2 separate regions of the Homo sapiens genome follow, and region 2 is linked to region 1. Evidence: chromatin loops called from intact Hi-C (ENCODE). Cell type or tissue: HCT116. All regions are shown on one strand. Links, peaks and the distances in the headings refer to the core of each region. The heading gives the core; the rest is flanking DNA.

Region 1 (8,000 bases), core at 1-8,000:
AAGGAAGTTAGTTTCACTTAAGCATGTCCTTGGTGAAGCAGGAAAAATTATTAATTCTATTAAATCTTGAGCTTTAAGTAGCTATCTTTTTACTATACTGTGTGACAAAATAGTAAACATACATAAAGTACTTCTGATAAATACTAAAGTAAAATGGTTGTCTCAAACAAAAGTACATGTGTGATTTGAGTTCTGGGCTGAATTTGCCCCATGGAACACCATTTTTACTTGAAAAAATAGCTGACTGACATTTTTCTGGTTAATCGGACTTGAGTATTTGGCAGACTTTTTCTCAACAATTAATCAAGTGAGCTTGCCACTTCAAGAAAAACAACTGACCATATTTGCTGCCAATGATAAACTTCAGGTTGTCAAGAAAAATCAGAAATTTAGAAAATTTGTATTTGCTACCTTGAGCTTGGGGCTTTTCAATACTTAAAAACTTGTATAAGATCAGTGGTGATACTGATGAGTGTGACCTTTTTTTACACTGTATAATGAAATGCATCAACATTTGGAAGATCTGTATAACTCAGTGACATGATAATTTTCCAAATGATCAAAACGTAATGTTACAAAATCATTTGAATGTAAAAGATGCATTCAAAGTGCAAAAGAGATCAACAGATTTTAATATAACAAAGTAAGAAAAGTTAATTGAGATAGCTTCGGATTCCACACTGCAAGTAAGCTTTAAGATATTATCACTTGTCTAAAGAAAATGGAATAATATTCAGCCTTACAAAAGGAAATTCTGTCATCTGTGACAACATGGATGAATCTTGAATCTAGAGGGCATTATGCTAAGTGAAATAAGCCAGGTACAGATCTCCCTAAAATATGGAATCTAAAAAAGTCAAACTCATAGAAGTAGAGAGCAGAACAGTAATTGCCAGAGTTTGGTGGGATAGAGCAGAGAAAGGGGAGATGTTAGTCAAAGGGTAAAAAATTCAGTTTGACAGGAGACCTAAGTTCTAGTGATCTGTTGCACAGCATGCTGACTAGTAAACAGTAATGTATATTTCAAATTTGCTAAAATAGTAGATTTTAAGTATTCTCACCACAAAGAAATAATAAGTATGTGTGGTGACAGATATGTTAATTAGCTTGATTTAATCATGCCACAATGTGTACATGGAACATCACAGCATGCCCCATAAATATAGATAATTATTGTCAATTAAAAACAAAAATGTTTTAAAATAGAAGCTATCACTTGACAAGTTTTGGAATAATATCAAAGAAGAATATCTACATTTAATAGCTGAAGAAGCAATTAAAATACTCCCTTTTTCCATTAATGTCTGAGGCCAGATTTTGTTCATATACTTCAACCAAAACAACATATTTCAACAACTAAACAAAAAAGTATAAGAATCAAGCATCAAGCTAGACAGTAAAGAGATGTGCAGAAAAGTAAAACAATGGCACACTTCTTGCTAATTTTTTACATTGGAAAAGAGTTATTTTTCATAAAAAATGTTACATTAACTTGTAATGAAGGGGTTTTGCTATTTTTAAATCAATAAAGGCTTTTAAAAGTTCCTGTTTTAGTTCCCAGTACAGTAAATATTGATAGGTTTAACCCATATAAACAAAAGCTTTTTGAGTCCTCAACAATTTTTAGGAGTATAAAAGGGTTCTGAAGCCAAAAAATTTGTGAACCTCTGGCCTAAAGCAAACACATAATAGCTGCCTTCTCACACACACAAAAAGCAGAAAGAAGCCAAAGTGAATTTCTTTGGGCTTTATTGTGTAATTCGCTTAAGGCCCATGGGCCTTACTAATTTACATGTCTGATTTACTCAGAATCCTTCTTCCTCCTCCTCGCTGGCAAGAAACCACAGACAAATTCCATTGCTATTTCACAACACACACTTCAGCAAACTGCAATGCAGTGGTATGGACATGGAGCTCATCCAGCCTGGCAAACGGGGATAAGGAGCTCAACTCCAGGGTTTTCCCTCTCAGGGCCCTTTTCAAACACTAAATCCACAAAACTCAGCATTAGTTTGCTCAAAGCAAATAGTTAATTTCAGTAGTAATCAAAAAGACAAAATCACACAGCTAGAGTACCGCTTCAGCCCCCAGATTGACCCTCCACCATCCCCTTTTTCCCAAGCAAGTAGATGTCTAAACCATGAAAAATCAACAAATCAATCCACAACAAATATTTACATTGTCGACATAAAAAGGAGCGGAGAGTATATAGTCATAAAAAGAAAACTAACGATATAGGTAATAAAATTAAAATGCCTTAGTAAACCATGCTATAAGTATGAAGAAAGGAGAAAAAAACTCTGTGCCTAAGTGATCAAAGGAATAAACAAATGAGAAAGAAAACAGACTATTAAAAGCAGGCAAAAGGATAGCAGAGCTGAAAAGTTAGTAAAGGACAAGACACTCTGACATCAGTGATTAGACCTTTTGGCTAAAATTCAGTTCCAGCAGGGGGAAAATGAAAGATAAGCCTGGAATGATAGATTGCACCCTGATTATGGAAGGTCCTGAAAGTCAAGCTAAGGAGTCTGGATTCTATCCTGCATGTAATGAGGAGCCTCAGAAAGCTTTTGAGAAGGACAGGAGCACAGTGGAAGGATGTTTGTTATTTGTTGTTCTGATTTTTAAACACCAATCTACTTATAATATGGTTACGGTGAAAGAAACCAAAAGCCAGATAAGGAGACTACTGCAAAAGCCCAGGCAGACAGGAGCTGGACCTGAACAAGGAGACAGCAATGGAAATGAAAAGGAATCAAGAGTTACAGGTAGGCAGGTGGATCTGAAATCTCACATAGTACCAAGACACGTGACTAGGAAAGGTGGGGCCATATAAGAAATAAGGAAGTCAATGTCATTAACACATCTACTGAGGGCCCACTAAGCTAGTTGCTGTGCTGGACAGAAAATGCAATATGAGTTGGAGGTAAAGATATTTTATTTTAAACATGCTGGGGGAAGAGGTAGATATGGTGGCACTCAGCACCCTTCCAATCTCCTCTTATTGTGCCTTCCTATGGTGCAGAGGATGAAAAGGTAAACACTATTATTTCTCAGACCCTTTTGCAGCTAGGAGTTCTGGATGAGAAATAAGCTTCACCAATTTAATGGCGGCATGTGAGAATCAGAAGTCAAAAATAAAATGGAGGCCATCACCTTGCTGTTTCAACTTTTTCTGCAGGCAACATAGTCATGAGGCAATAACATTCCAGAATCTGGCCATTCACTTTGTAGTTCTCAAATGCCAGTTGTAATGGTGGTACCTTCCTGATCCCAACTACAACTATGGTTGTGTGTTCTTACAAATCAACAGTTCTAGGAATGACTCCTGATTCTTAGCCCTTCCCGAGTGTGACAGATGAGCGGCTACCCTGGCAAGCCAATCTGTAATATTGTTTCAGAAGCCCATCTCTGGAGGCTCCACCTTCAGCCCATTTCTCTGGTCCTCCTGATGACTTTATATCAACCTATTTCCCTATCTCACATAGTTTCTGTTTCCTACAACTAAATCCAGACATATATAAAGGGTTTAAGTAAAAGTAGAACAACCAAGTGAAAATAGTTGATACACAGTTAAAAGAATGGAACTTAAACCTTGGAAACAGAGCCAGGCCAGAAACAGAGCCAGGCCACAGTATATGAAAATAGGTACTATCTACACAGATGCAGAAGTCTGAGCCCTCAGACTACATTAATCCATCTTCTGGAATTTCTACAACTCACCTTGGAATCAACAAAGAAAAATCTTCCTAGCTTTCTTAGGTAATTATAGCAACATCTTATATTTACCTGGAGCTTTGAATATAAGCAAAGGTATATTGAGAAGTTATTGTTTCACTTTTACCTGGTGGAGGAGACACACAAGGGTGCGTATTATAATCTCCATTTTAAGAAATGAGAGAATCAAAGCACAGAGACGGCAAACAGTTTGCCTAAGGTCATAGAGGGTAAGTTAGTGGTCCAGCTAAAGTATTTCCTGCTTTAAACCTATTTTATCCTGTTTGGTCTTCTGTCGGTTAATTCTGACCACATTCTAAAATAAACGTTGAAATTGTTGCTATAGAAATATTAGGAGCCTAAGAGGGCTTGTAAAAACCACAAAGAATTAAATGGGGCCGAACTTACGACCATGGAAAAAATTAAAATTCCATGTGTAATTTTCTTCTCCGATTTTAACCTAAAATGTGGTGCTTGTGGCAGGCCCACTGTTCCTATGACACGCTTCCAACACTCACAGTTCTGAGTAACAAGTGTCGTCCAATTATTCCAGCAGCTATTCATTTATTTTTCTGTCATTCTATGAGTTGGAAAATTAACAGTGTTGTGTTTACAAACCTTCACTAGGTCCTTACATAAAAGCTCAAATATGTTTACGTTACACACAATTCTGGTCTGAAGAAGCTCAAAAGCCAGTTAATATAAACCTATTCTGAACAAATGTGCGAAAACTAGTCCTGTTAGGCAGAGGTTAAGCTTTGACCTTCCCAACTTTCTCCACAGAATGTACAATCCATCACGTACAAAAACACAGTGAAGATGTGAGGTGTTGGTAAGTACCCCTGTTAGTGAGAAATTCTGCTAATTATTACACCAAATAAGCATAGTTAACAGGCCATGACCACAAGAGGTGCATGTTTCAGGGCGTTAAGTAGCTGCCTAGGGTGGAGAGGAATATATTACACTATGCCCTGTACCAATAAAACAATTTCCCTGACACCTAGAAATCCAGTCAGCTGGAGCAAGATAACAAAAGTGTTCTATGGCGTGGCTGTGTGGAGAATGATACTTCAGTGCCACCTAGTGACTTGCACATTTCAACTTAGGAGTTCAGAGAAACTGACAATATCTTCCACCTATGCTTGGAAGCAGGAAAACAGGAGTAGAAGAAATCACATTTGGAGGGCTCCCCAAACTAAATGCTTGCTTTTTTTTAAAGCATACATATATTTTATTCTTTCCTTTTTCTCCCTACCTTGGCCTTTCTAAATAACCACCAAATAGGTATATCGCAATATGAACTCCTCAAAAAAAAAAATAAATAAATAAATCAAAGGCCCAAGTAATCAGCTGCTTCCCAGAAATACATTTTACTTTACCAATAATCATCTGACAGAAAGTTCCTTCAAAATTAAATCTTAAGAACATTCCAAGGGAGAAAAGGAGAGAGCAGACAGGTGGTAAATTAAGACTGAAAAGAACTAAAGGCTTTGAATCTGTAAGACAAATATGAAAAGTAGCAAACTTTGTATATTAGCATAATGCTAATGGTTTAAAAAGTAGGAACTCTGTACAAAGATTTATATGACAATAAAAGACCATGTAACCTGAGTAGTTCCATTCTACCCTTTGAATCAAAATTACTTTTCCCATGGAGACTGCTTCCAAGCTGATGATTTCTAATGTAGCATCTAATAGACACACTGAATATTCCTCCTGCAAATACAGTTAGTCCCAATTCAACACCAGTGCCAAGGAAATCCATGTCTTCCTCAAGCTAATGGTCTAGTGAAAAGAGGTGTGGTATGTATTACTGCAGATACAGTCACAAACAAAGCCTAGTTACTGCCTCATGGAGTTTACATTTTAATGTTGGAAGACAGATAAAAAACAAACAAGAAAACAGTGTATCACATGTTGATGATACAGAGAAAAATAAAACAGGATGAAAGAAACAGAGAACGCCAGCAGGCCATGAAGTAGGGAGTACTATTTTCGGGTAATCAGAGAAAGTCTCCTGAGAATAGGATGTTTAAATAGAGAGCTAAAGGAAGCAAGTGAACCAGCCACGCAGATACCTGGGGGAAGAAAGTTCTACAAAAAGAGAGAAGAGAAAATACAAAGGCCCATGGCAGGAAGCACTTGCCCTGTTAGAGGAACAAAATAGGGGCCAGTCTGAGTGGGTTAAAAAGAAAGAGAAGAAGAGTAGGGGAAGAGGTCAGAAACGATTCAGGGAAAAAGATCAGAAAGAAAGCCAAAGAAGTTGTTTTTGTTGTAATAGCAGCTTTATTGAGATATCGTTAACATACCACACAATTTTCCCCTTCAAAAAAGTATACAAGCCAGAAAGTATATTCATAGAGTTATGCAATCGTCACCACTACTTAATTTCAGAACATTTTCACTACCACAAAAGAAAAAGAAACCCTGCATCCATTAGCAGTCACTCCCCATTCCTCTCTCCCCAGCTCCTGGCAATCACTAATCTATTTCCAGTCTCTATGGATTTGTCTATTCTGTACATGGAATCATGTAATATGTGGCCTTTTGTCACTGGCTTCTTTTACGGAGCATATGGTTTCAAAGTTCAACCATTTTATAGCATGGTACCAGTACTTCATTCTTTTTATTGACAAATAATATTCCATTGTATGGTTATGCCACATTTTAATTGTACATTCATCATTGATGGGCGTTTGGGTTTTTTCCACTTTTGGCTATCATGAATAACGCTGCTGTGAACATTCATGTACAGGTTTTGTGTGGACATACATTGTCATTTCTCTTGGGTAACTAGGAGTGGAATTGCCGGGTTATATGGTAACTCTACGTATAACATTTTGAGGAAACATAAAAGAGTTTGAACAGAAAAGAGATTTGTTTTGTTGTGTTTTGAAGACTAAACTTTGATTGCTATGTAGGGAAAGGCAAGGAAAGAAGCAAGGAGACTAGATAGGAAGAAATTGCGATGATCCAGGAGAGTGATGCTAGTGGCTTGGAGAAGGATGGCAGAAGGAGACGTTGTAAGAAGTGGTTGGATTCTGAATATATTCTGAAGACAGATGCAACAGAATTTGCTGATGGGTGAAATGTGGAATGGGAAAGACGAAGTCAAGGATGTTTCCAGGGTTTTTGGTCTGAACAACTGGAAGGATGAAGATGTCCTGTACTGAGATGGAGATGACTATAGGAGTAACTATAAATATTAGTTCCCTCTCTATTTCCTTCCTTCTCTGGAGATTCCCCACATTCTACCTTCAGAGTTGCTTGAAATGTTTAATCATCAGAAGCAGTTGCTATATTTCTTAATTGCCAATCCCTTTCGCGAAAGTCTCTATCATAGCCCCAACCTATAGCGAAGTCCCTTTAGAGCCATCCTGGATAGTTTGCTTTTGTAATTAACAAATCAAATTCCAATTGGCAGGACAACAGCAAAGTGTGTAAGAGAGCAAAAAATAGAAGAACAAAAATCCATCACGATAAGTGGTTTTTCAAACAACGTCTCGCAAACACCCATTCAGAAGTGCCTTGAGTTAGGAGAATAGAAGAATTTAAGAAATCTATCATCCAAGAAGCCAAGAATGACTCAGAAGGCAGACCAAAGCCTCGCCTTCAAACATGATAACTGAAAAAATAGGGCACTTTTCTTCTCTGGCACTGGCATCCACCAGACCAAGCACCTGGGTTATTCAATGCAGTATCATTCATGTTCTTGGATATCACAGCAGTAAATATTTTATTAGAAAATAAAAGGAGAAAAGAAAAGGGAATCTAAAGGGGAAATTTTCTGAGCTTGAAATGCAAAATGTGTTTAGTTACCTTCAACATACACCTTTTCAAAGCAATTGAAATGTGTCTGCATACAATAGGAATGTTAAGACCTCTGTAGGCCATGATCCTGCTACTTTTGAAGGCCTCACTCAACATCAAAATAAACATATTAAATTGTATTCATATTTCACATTAAAAGGTTTCTCTGCAATGCAAAATAATTTGAGAAGATTTTTCGTTTGAATTTATTTGGCCTTGAGAAACTCATTTATGACTAATTATAATTTCTCAGCAATCACTGGATAGTACTTGGGAATTCTTGGAAATTCCAAATTCCAACTTACAAAATCTTTTCAAATATAGTAGAGAAGGCAGGGAAAGAAGCAAGGAGGTTCGTTAGGAAGAAATTACATTTTTTTCCATACAAACTGTAACAACTTTGGAAGCTGATATAAGGCTCCATTTTATAAGCATTTAGTTAAACATTTATTCATTTCAATTCTGCAATTTTA
Region 2 (11,258 bases), core at 1,634-9,633, 1.2 Mb before region 1:
CATTTTTGTTGCATTTGCTTTTAGGCTCTTGGTCATGAAGTCTTTGCCTAAGCCAATGTCTAGAAGGGTTTTTCCCATGTTAACTTCTAGAATCTTTATGGTTTCAGGTCTTAGATTTAAGTCTTTGACCCATCTTTAGTTGATTTTTTTTTTTTTTGAGAAGAGTTTTGCTCTGTTGCCCAGGCTGGAGTGTAGTGGCATGATCTCAGCTCACTGAAATCTCTGCCTCCTGGGTTCAAGCTATTCTCCTGCCTCAGCCTCCTGAGTAGTTAGGATTACAGGCACATGCCACCATGCCTGGCTAATTTTTTTTCTTTATTTTTAGTAGAAATGGGGTTTTGCCATGTTGGCCAGGCTAGTCTCGAACTCCTGACCTCAGGTAATCCAACCACCTCAGCCTCCCAAATTGCTGGGATTACAGGCATGAGCGACTGCACCTGGCCTCGAGTTGATTTTTGTATAAGGTGAGAGATGAGGATCCAGTTTTATTCTTCTACATGTGGCTTGCCAATTATTCCAACATCATTTGTTGAATACGGTGTCCTTTCCCCATTTTATGTTTTTGCTTGCTTTGTTGAAGATGAGTTGGCTCTAAGTATTTGGCTTTATTTCTGGGTTTTCTATTCTGTTCCATTGGTCTATGTGCCTATTTTTATACCAGTACCATGCTGTTTTGGTGACTATGGCCTTATAGTATAGTTTGAAGTCAGGTAATGTGATGCCTCCAGATTTGTTTCTTTGGGTTTTTATTTTTTATTTTTTCCTTAGTCTTGCTTTGGCTGTGCGGGCTCTTTTGTGATTCCATATGAATTTTAGGATTGTTTTTTCTAGTTCTGTGAAGAATGATGGTGGTATTTTGATGGGAATTGCATTGAATTTGTAGATTGTTTTTGGCACTATGGTCATTTTCACAATATTGATTCTATCCATCCATGAGCATGGGGTGTGTTTCCATTTGTTTGTGTCCTCTATGATTTCTTTTATCAGTGTTTTGTACTTTTCCTTGTAGAGGGCTTTCACTTCCTTGGTTAGGTATATTCCTAAGTATTTTATTTTATTTTTTGCAGCTATTGTGAAAGGGGCTGAGTTCTGATTTTATTCTCAGCCTGGTTGCTGTTGGTATATAGCGGAGCTACTGATTTATGTACATTAATTTTGTATTCTGAAACATTGCTGAATTCACTTACCAGTTCTAGAAGCTTTTTGAATGAGTCTTTAGGGTTTTCTAGGTATATGATTATATCATCCGCAAACAGCAACAGTTTGACTTCCTCTTTATTGATTTGGATGCCATTTATTTCTTTCTCTTCTCTGATTGCTCTGACTAGGATTTCCAGTACAATGTTGAATAAAAGTGGTGAAAGTTAGCATCCTTGTCTTGTTCCAGTTCTCAGGGAGAATGCTTTCAACTTTTCCCTGTTCAATACAATGTTGACTGTGGGTTTGTTGTAGATGACTTTTATTACCTTAAGGTATGTCCCTTCTATGCTGATTCTGCTGAGGGTTTTAATGATAAACAGATGCTAGATTTTGTCAAATGCTTTTTCTGTATCTATGGAAATGATCATGTAATTTTTGTTTTTATTAATAATTCTGTTTATGTGGTGTATCACATTTATTGACTTAGGTATGTTAAACCACCCCTGCATCCATGGTAATGAAACCCACTTGATCATGGTGGATTCTCTTTTTGACACGCTGTTGGATTTGGTTTGCTAGTATTTTGTTGAGGATTTTTACATCTATGTTCATTAGGGATATTGGTCTGTAGTTTCCTTTTTTTTGTTATTTTCTTCCCTGGTTTTGGTATCAGGGTGATACTGGCTTCACACAATGTTTTAGGGAAGATTCCCTCTTTCTCTATCTTTTGGAATAGTGTCAATAGGATTGGTACTAAATCTTCTTTGAATGTCTGGTAGAATTCAGCTGTGAATCTGTCTTGTCCTGGACTTTTTTTTGTTGGCAATTTTTTTATTGCCATCTCAATCTCACTGCTTGTTATTGGTCTGTTCAGAGATTCTATATCTTCCGGGTTTAATCTAGGATGGTTGCATATTTCCTGGAATTTATTAATCTCATAGGTTTTAGAGTTTATGTAAAGGTGTTCACTGTAGCCTTGAATAATCTTTTGTATTTCTGTGGTATCAGTTGTAATATCTCCTGTTTTGTTTCTAATTGAGCTTATTTGAATTTCCTCCCTTCTTTTCTTGGTTAATCTTGCTAATGGTCTATCAATTTTATTTATCTTTTCAAAGAACTAGCTTTTTGTTTCATTCATCTTTTGTATTTTTTTCAATTTCATTTATTTCTGCTCTAATCTTCGTTATTTGTTTTCTTCTGCTGGTTTGGATTAGGATTGTTTTTGTTCCTCCAGTTCCATGAAGTGTGACCTTAGATTCTCTATTTGTGCTCTTTCAGACTTTTTGATATAGGCATTTGATGCTATGAACTTTCCTCTTAGCACCACTTTTGCTGTACCCCAGAGGTTTTGATAGGTTGTGTCACTATTATCATTCAGTTCAAATAAACTTTTAATTTTCATCTTGATTTCATTGTTGACTCAACAATCATTCAGGAGCAGGTTATTTAATTTCCAGGTATTGCATGGTCTTGGCTCCTTTTGGAGCTGATTTCCAATTTTATTCTACTGTGGTCTTAAAGAGTACTTGATATAATTTCTTAAATTTACTGAGCATTGTTTTGGTATTATATGGTCTATCTTGGAGAATGTTCCATGTGCTGATGAATAGAATATATATCCTGCAGTTGTTGGATAGAATGTTCTGTAAATATCTGTTAAGCCCATTTGTTGTAGGGTATAAAGTCCATTGTTTCTCTGTTGACTTTCTGTCTTGATGACCTGTCTAGCGTTGTCAGTAGAGTATTAAAGCCCCCTACTATTATTGCATTGCCATCTATATCATTTCTTAGGTCTAGTAGTACTTGTTTTATAAATTAGGGAGCTCCAGTGTTAGGTGCATATATATTTAGAATTGTGATATTGTCCTGTTGGACTAGACCTTTTATCATTATATCATGTCCCTTTTTGTTTTTTTTAACTGCTGTTGCTTTAAAGTTTGTTTTGTCTGATATAAGAATAGCTACACCTGCTTGCTTTTGATGTCCATTTTCATGGAATAGCTTTTTCCACCCCTTTACCTTAAGTTTATGTGAGTCCTTATGTGTTGTTGAGTCTTCTGAAGACAGCAGAAATTTGGCTGGTGAATTCTTATCCATTCTGCCTTTCTGTATCTTTTAAGTAGAGCATTTAGGCCATTTAAAATTCAATGTTAATATTGAGGTGTGAGGTACTATTCTATTTATCATGCTATTTGTTGCCCAAATACCCTTTTTAAAAAATGTGTTATTGTTCTATAGGTCCGGTGATATTTATGCCTTAAAGTGGTTCTATTTTGGTGTATTTTGGGGATTTGTTTCAAGATTTAGAGTGCCTTGTAGCAGTTCTTGTAGTGCTGGCTTGGTAGTGGCAAATTCTCTCAGCATTTGTTTGTCTGGACAAGATTGTATCTTTCCTTCATTTATAAAGCTTAGTTTCAGTGGATACGAAATTCGTGGCTGACAATTGATTTGTTTAAGGAGGCTAAAAATAGGACCACAATCCCTTCAGCATGTACGGTTTCTGCTGAGAAATCTGCTGTTAATCTTACAGGTTTTCTTTATAGGTTACCTGATGCTTTTGCCTCATGGCTCTTAAGATTCTTTCCTTCATCTTGACTTTAGATAACCTGATGACTATTTGTCTAGATGAAGATCTTTTTGCAATGAATTCCCCAATGTTCTTTGAGCTTCTTATATTTGGATGTCTAGCTCTCTAGCAGGGCCAGGGAAGTTTTCCTCAATTACTCCCTCAAACATGTTTTCCAGGCTGCTATTGGTGGCTCATGCCTGTAATCCCAGCACTTTGAGAGGCCAAGGTGGGTGGATCATGAGGTCAGGAGTTCAAGACCAGCCTGGCCAACATAGTGAAACCCTATCTCCACTAAAAATACAAAAATTAGCCGGGCATGGTGGCGTGTGTCTGTAGTCCCAGCTGCTTGGGAGGCTAAGGCAGGAGAATTACTTGAATCCAGGAGGTGGAGGTTGCAGTGAACCGAGATCGCACCACTGCATTCCAGCTTGGGCAACAGAGTGAGACTTCGTCTATATATATATATATATATATATTATATATAATACGTATTATATAAAATATATATATAATACGTATTATATATAATATATATAAAATATATATATATATTTTTTTTTTCCAAACTGTTAGATTTCTCTTCTTCCTCAGGAACAGCAATTATTCTTAGGTTTGGATGTTTAACATAGTCCCAAACTTATTGGAGGCTTTGTTCATTTTTTAAAATTCATTTTTCTTTGTCTTTGATGGATTGGATTAATACAAAAGCCTTGTCTTTGAGCTCTGAAGTTCTTTCTTCTGCTTGTTTGATACTATTCCTGAGACTTTCCAGTGCATTTTCCATTTCCCTAAATATGTCCTTGATTTCCAGAAGCTGTGAATGTTTTTTCATTTATGCTATTTCACTGAAGAGTTTCCCATTCATATTCTGTATTATTTTTTATTTCTTTAATTTGGACTTCACCTTTCTCTGGTGCCTTCTTGATTAGCTTAATAATTGACCTCCTGAATTCCTTTTCTGGCAATTCACAGATTTCTTCTTGGTTTGGATCCATTACTGGTTAGCTGGTCTTTTGGGGGTGTTAAAGAACCTTGTTTTGTCATATTACCAGAATTGTTTTTCTGATTCCTTCTCATTTTGGTAGACATGTCAGAGAGAATATCTGGGATTCAAGGGCTGCTGTTCAGATTCTTTAGTCCCACGAGGTGCTCCATTGATGTTGTGTTCTCCCCCTTCCCCTAGGAATGGGGCTTCCTGAGAACCAAACTGTAGTGATTGTTTTTGCTTTTCTGAATCCCACCCAGCGGAGCTACCAGTCTCCAGGCTGGTACTGGGGAGTGTCGGCAAAGAGTCCTGTGATGTGATCGGTCTTCGGGTCTTGCACTCCCCTGCTACCTCCACTGGAGCAGGTGCTGGTATCTGTGGATAAAAGTATTGAATATAGTTAGATTGAGGTCTAATTAATCCGTGGATACCAGCACCTGCTCCCCTGGAGTTAACAGGGGGGTGAAGTGGACTCTGTAAGGGTCCTTGGTTGTGTTTTTGTTTAGAGCACTGGTTTGGTATTGAGTAGCCTGCAGCCAGGAGGTGGCGCTTTCAAAAGCCCATCAGCTGTGGTCCTATAGGGAGGATGCAAACTTGCCCTAGGGACACCTGGTCAAGTTTCTTATTCAGGTTTCTTAGCTGGTCGGCAGGGCCATAGAGCTCCCAAGAGATTATGACCTTTGTCTTTGGCTACCAGGGTGGGTAGAGAAAGACCACCAGCTGGGGGCAGGGATAAGTATGTCTGAGCTCTGTCTCTCCTTGGGCGGGGCTTGCTGCAGCTGTTGTGGGGATTGGGGGTGTGGTTTCAAGTCCAATGTGGTTATATTTCCAGGGAGATTATGGTTGCCCTGCTGAGTCATACAGGACACAAGAAAAGTAGGGGAAAGCCGGCAGTCACAGGCTTCACCCGGCTCCCACACAGCCTGTAGTCCTACCATGTGTTGGGCAGTAGCTATGCCTACATAATGGTGAGCAAAAACATTCAATAATTTTTTTTTTTTTGAGACAGGATCTGGCTCTGTTTCCCAGGCTAGAGTGCAGTGGCATGAACACAGCTCACTGCAGCCTCAACCTCCTAGGCTCAAGTGATCTTCCTCAGAGGTCTTTTTTATAAGGACACTAATCCTGATCATGAGGGCAGAACCCTCATGATCTAATTACCTCTCAAAGCCCCACCTCCTAATACCATCTTTTGGGGGATTGGGATATCAACATATGGATTTTGAGGCGGCAGAAACATTTACACAATAGCAAGGATTATGTTGAAATGCTTAGAGCAACCACTTAAAAATGTGATTCTAAAAGGTATATATAGCTAAAAAGACAATAGATAAGTTAAAATTGAATTCTAAAAATATATTTGAATAACACAAAAGAAGGCAAAAAGAGGGACAGGAAAACAAAACCCAAGGGTCAGAGAAAACAAATAATAAAGTGGTAGAACTCAATCGAACTATATCCAATACTTTCATTAAACGTTGATGGACTAAACACTCTAATTAAAAGGCAGAGATTACTCATAAGGATAAAGATCACTAAGAAAAGAAAAGTCACTTGAATGAATGCAGGCTGGACATTCACCTCGTGTGTGCTGATACAGCTTGCTAGTTGCTAAAATATTTAAATACTTCCATACCTGATTCGTAACTAGCCCCCAGTGCCCCATCTATTTTAAACCCTCACTTCTTCCCCCATCAACCCTCATCTCTACAACCCAGCATCTCAATGGTTCATGCCTGGCACAGGATAGGGACCCTGGGACCCAGCTGCAGCATGGAGGCCATAATCCATTCTAATTTGACATTTCTAGTGCTATAGTATTTTGAATAACACCCCTGGATGAATGCCAAAATTTGAAACTAGGAATTTCAAAGGCCTCATTCAGGGTCTTGCCAGCCTCAATATGTAATTCCCTTCAGTATTTGTTTTTCCTGCACTTCATTCAGAAGCACATTCTGATTCACACTGAAAAATAGTTTCAAGTGATAACAGTTTTATTCTTCTATTAACAATTCAATTTGTAATCTCAGTATATACATCAATTAAACAAAGACATGGAGAAATATTATTTTAAAGCCTGCACCCCCACACACACCCCAAAAAAAGTTATTTGGCAGCACATAATAATGCCTCAATGATCTCCAGTAGGTTTAAATTGGGAAACATACCTTAACATACCTTTTGCTTGTTTTTATTTTTTGTAAATAAAAATTTTGTTTTTATTATAGTTTCTTAAATACTTCCAACCATATAAAAAGAAGAAATTTTAATCAAGCATTTGAGATACTAAGGGCTGTGTAAAATGTACTTTAAACTCCTCCTTTCCCCACTCTATGAGGAAACTGATGCCTAAAGACTGTGTGGGGGTGTGTGTGTGCGCATGTGTGTGAGCACATGGGTGTGAGTGTATGGGTGAGAGTGTATGAGAGTGTGCCTGGGAACATGTGTGAGCATACAGGTGTGTGTGTAAGTGTGTCATAAGTGGCAGTGTGGTGTGTGTATGTGTGTGTGAGAGTGTTGTGATGTGTGTGTGTGGTGTGTGGTGTTTGTGAGTGTATGAGTGTGTGATGTGTGAGTGAATGTGTGGTGTGTGTGAATGTATGGGTGTGTGTGGGGTGTATGTGTGGTATGTGGGTGTGTGGTGCGAGTGTGTGTGGGTGTGTGGTGTGCGTGTATGTGAGTGTGGTGTGAGTTTGGTCAGTGTGAGACTGTGGTGTGTGTATGTGTATGTGTGAGTGTGGTGAGTGTGTGTGGTGTGTGTATGTGTGTTTGGTGTGTGTGTGGGGTGTGAGTGTGTGTGGGGTGTGAGTATGTGACTGGTGTGTGTGATGTGTGACTGTGTGTCGTATGTATGTGAGTGCGGTGTGTGAGTTTGGTGTGTGTGTGGTGTATGTGTGGTGAGTGTATAAGCATGTGTGCATGCGTATGTGTGGTGTGTGTGTGTATATGGTGTGTGTGAGTGCATTGTGTTGTGTGCGCATGAGTGTGTATGAATACGAGTGTGTATGTGAGTGTGGTATGTGTGAATATGTGTATGTGTGAGCGTGGTGTGTGTGAGCGTGTGTATGAGCATGTGAGTGGTGTGTGTGTGGGTGTGTGATGAGTGTATGAGTGTGTGTGTGTGTGTGGTGTGTGTAAGTATGAGAGTATGGTTTATGTGTGTTGGGCGGTGAATGTGTGTGTGAGTCTGTGTGCATGAGTGTGTGTGCCAGCACACAAGATCACCGAGGCTTCTCCACATGAGTTCTCTCATAGGACCTCAGGAGTACTTGGAGAAGGAATGGGAGGGAACGCCCCATTTTCCCGAGCCTCTGCCCTCTGCCTGGGTTCCTCCTCTGCCCAGTCTGGGGGACGCCACATTCCCGGACAAGCCAGCGGGCCATGCCGCATCGCACACTGCCCGGTGATGCTGGCGGCCCCCGTGTCTGAGTGCAGAAAGGTCACAGATGGGGTTTTAGAGACACTCGTGATTACCTTCTGGGTGACCGCCGAGACGGGCCACTTTGGGGCTGACACCTTTCTAAACATAGCACGGGGGAAGGGCCGACATCCCGTTCGTCACCAAAGCCACTTACTTACCCACCCAGACAGGCCCACACGCCAACGGGAGCCACTTATAGCCACCTTCAAAAGGGCCCGGAGTGGGTGCAGTGCCCGGGGAAGGGAGGGCGTGACGCAGGCCACTGCCTGCAACCTCTTGGCCAGAGAGGAAACTCTGCTGCATGACATTTAGAGGCCGAGGGACCTGGGTTCAAATTCTACCTCTGCCCCTGCCAAATTCTACCTCTGCCCCTGCCAGAGTGGGAACTTTTCACTCCTCGAAGCTGCCTTTCTTTCCATTGGCAAGATGGAGATCGGCATTGTACTGACCCCGTTCCTAAGAAGCAAGGCCTGGAATGCTGGAATGGACCCCTCTCCCTACCCATGGCATTTTTTTTTTTTTTTGACAGAGTTTCACTCTTATCTCCCAGGCTGGAGTGCAGTGGCGCGATCTCGGCTCACTGCAACCTTCGTCTCCCAGGTTCGAGCAACTCTTTTCCTCAGCCTCCCAAGTAGCTGGAATTACAGGCTCCTGCCACCACAATCGGCCAATTTTTGTATTTTTAGTAAAGATGGGGTTTCCCCACATTGGCCAAGCTGGTTTCGAACTCCTGACCTCAAGTGATCCGCCCACCTTGGCCTTCCAATGTGCTGGGCTTACTGGCGTGACACCCTTGGCTCTTTTAGGCTTAAGTACCTGGTGGGAAATCTAATGAGGTCTTGGTTGAGGTCCAGGTGAGGCAGGCCCACCTGGGGTCACAGGAAGAGCTGCGGGTACATAGATGGGGTCCAAGTTCAAGTCCATATGTGCTGCGTAGCTTTGGGTGAGCCACTCCTGCTTCCTGAACCTAATTTCTCTGAGCTGTTCTTCTTGTCCTTCTAGACCTATTTTGAGTACTGCTTCAGCCACTGGTCCTAATATCTGCATAAAACAGGGTTCATCCTGAGCTGATCTAATCGCCTGAGACTACCCAGGCCTAGCCCTGTGGGCTCTATGTGTGTGTGTTTGTGTGTGTGTGTGTGTGTGTGTGTGTGTGTGTGTGTGTGTGTGTGTGTGTATAGACGGAAGAGGAGAGGGTTAGGGCTGTTTAAATATGACAGCTTTATTAAGATGTAATTCACATGCTATGCGATTCACCCATTTAAAGTATACAATTTAAAGGTTTTTGGTATATTCATATCACGACAATCAATTTTAGATTTTTATTACCCCAAAAAGAAACTCCATTCCCCTTAGCCATGCCCCCCTCATCTCTGCCCCCGTACTCCTCCCCTCATTCCACTTTCCCCAGGCCCTGGCGACCACGAATCTACTTCCGTGTCTGTGGCTTTGCCTCTTCTGGTCATTTCCTGTTAATGGGATCATATAATAGGTGGTCTTTTGTGACTGTTACTGCTTGGGCTTCGGCCCCCAAGGCAAACTTGAGAGCCTTCTTTCCAGACATGCAGGGAAGGTCTGTTCCCTTCCTCTTGGCACACATCCTCGTTTTTACCAGGGGCCCAGGAGCTTCCATGCTGCCCTCAGGCTTCTGTCAATGCAAATTAACTCACTGCAAGGTGGCAGAGACTAACCGTGTCTCCAGACTCATTGCTTTTTCAAAGAGGAGCCAAGAGAAGCGATGATTAACCCAGTAGAGCAACTTGGCATTGGTGCCCCCTTGGGATCCCTCAGGAAAGATATCCAGAAGCAGAAGCCCCTTCCCAGAGCCCCTCAAGTCACAGGTCAGAGCTAACAACCATGTCCCCTAATAGGCCCAGGTGAATATGATTCTCTAGGGCTTCCTACCCGGTCTGTCCCAGCAACACTGTGCTGCAGGAGAGACAGGACCCAGGGGTTGGCATGTCCCAGCCCCACCCTCCTTAAGCAAGTTATACTGAGGCTGAGGGGGCAGCTTAGGGTGACCAGCCCCTGCTCCCATGTGCTCACCCTCCCAGGACAATGTGCCCTGGGACAATGAGCAGCCCAAGCCTGCATACACCAAGCTTTCCATCTCTTCCCCAAATTAGTGTACAATTTTGGGCAAGTTTTCCTCCTCTCTGAGCCTCAGTTTCTTCATCTGCAAAATGGGGATGACAGCTCCCACTGGATTGGGTTATTGAGAGGCTTAAATGAGCTGGTCCATGAAGACTCCTTGCATGGAGCCAGGGGCACAGATCTGAGTCTGGACAAAGTAGGCATCTTGGTGATGATAACAGTGAGGAAGAGGAAGATGCTGGGGTTAGTACACAGATGCTTTGGGAAGCGGGCCCAAGCTCTGTCAGTGGGAGCTGGGGGCTGCACGCTCCTCTCCCTGCCAACAATGCTCTTCGCCATCAGCGACATCTGGCTCTCTGCCCCGGATGTGTATTAGGAGTGATTACGTGTCCCTTTAAATTCTGGGAGCTGTCGCTAACGGGTGCCGAGGTTTATTTGCCACCATTTATTTCAGCTCCCATGCAGTCCCTGCCCCTCTCTCCTGAGAGGGGCAGGCATGGACAGACACCTGCTCAGAGTGTTTAATTTCCATGAACAGTGTGCTTCTTGGGAAGGAGCGCGTTTGAAGTGCTCCATGTTGGCTCAAAATGAGTCCCAGTAGGCACCACCACCCGAGACACTATGCTCCCCCTTTCCTGGGGATGGAGAGGAAGGGAAGCCCTTTCTAAAGAGAGGATCACATCGGTTAAAAATTAGGGTGGAGGAGAAAAGATGAGGATAAGTCCAACCTCGGGGTGAGGACCGAGCAGGGCTTCGCAGTAAAGACAGGCCTGGGCTTGGATCATGTGTTGTCACATTCTGGGGCACATTTCTTACCCTCTCTGTAAAAAGGAAAAGCTGAGCCCCTTTTCCCAACACCCCCCCACAACAAATACACACACACACGCACACAAACACACACACGAGCTGACAGGATTAAATGTGCTGGAAAATGCTGGACCCAAACTGCAAAGGCTGATAATATCACAACCACCCCAAACATCTGTGGCACAAAGGACAAGAAGCCTCCACTTCCTGATGTCTCTCTCTCCTGACTCTGCCCCTCGTGG

Evidence for each region. Peaks named below come from ENCODE experiments on the same cell type or tissue, not always from the same donor. Only the 100,000 strongest peaks of a DNase experiment are listed, where the experiment ranks them.
Region 2: it touches region 1 in a loop (3-fold over the local background); 2 of 110 quality-filtered maps call a loop at or near these places.

What each region holds. Positions count from the first base shown.
Region 1 is chr16:53,770,129-53,778,128 of GRCh38, reverse strand. The region is part of intron 1 of FTO (FTO alpha-ketoglutarate dependent dioxygenase); the gene reads right to left. Among named protein-coding and RNA genes, the nearest start is that of FTO, 70 kb to the right of the region's middle. In HCT116, for the core only: a CTCF peak has its summit at 4,790 (motif pointing left); a DNase peak (open chromatin) is centred at 4,788.
Region 2 is chr16:55,015,999-55,027,256 of GRCh38, reverse strand. No RefSeq gene overlaps it. Among named protein-coding and RNA genes, the nearest start is that of IRX5, 91 kb to the right of the region's middle. In HCT116, for the core only: a CTCF peak has its summit at 5,231 (motif pointing right); a DNase peak (open chromatin) is centred at 5,516; H3K27ac peaks cover 552 bases.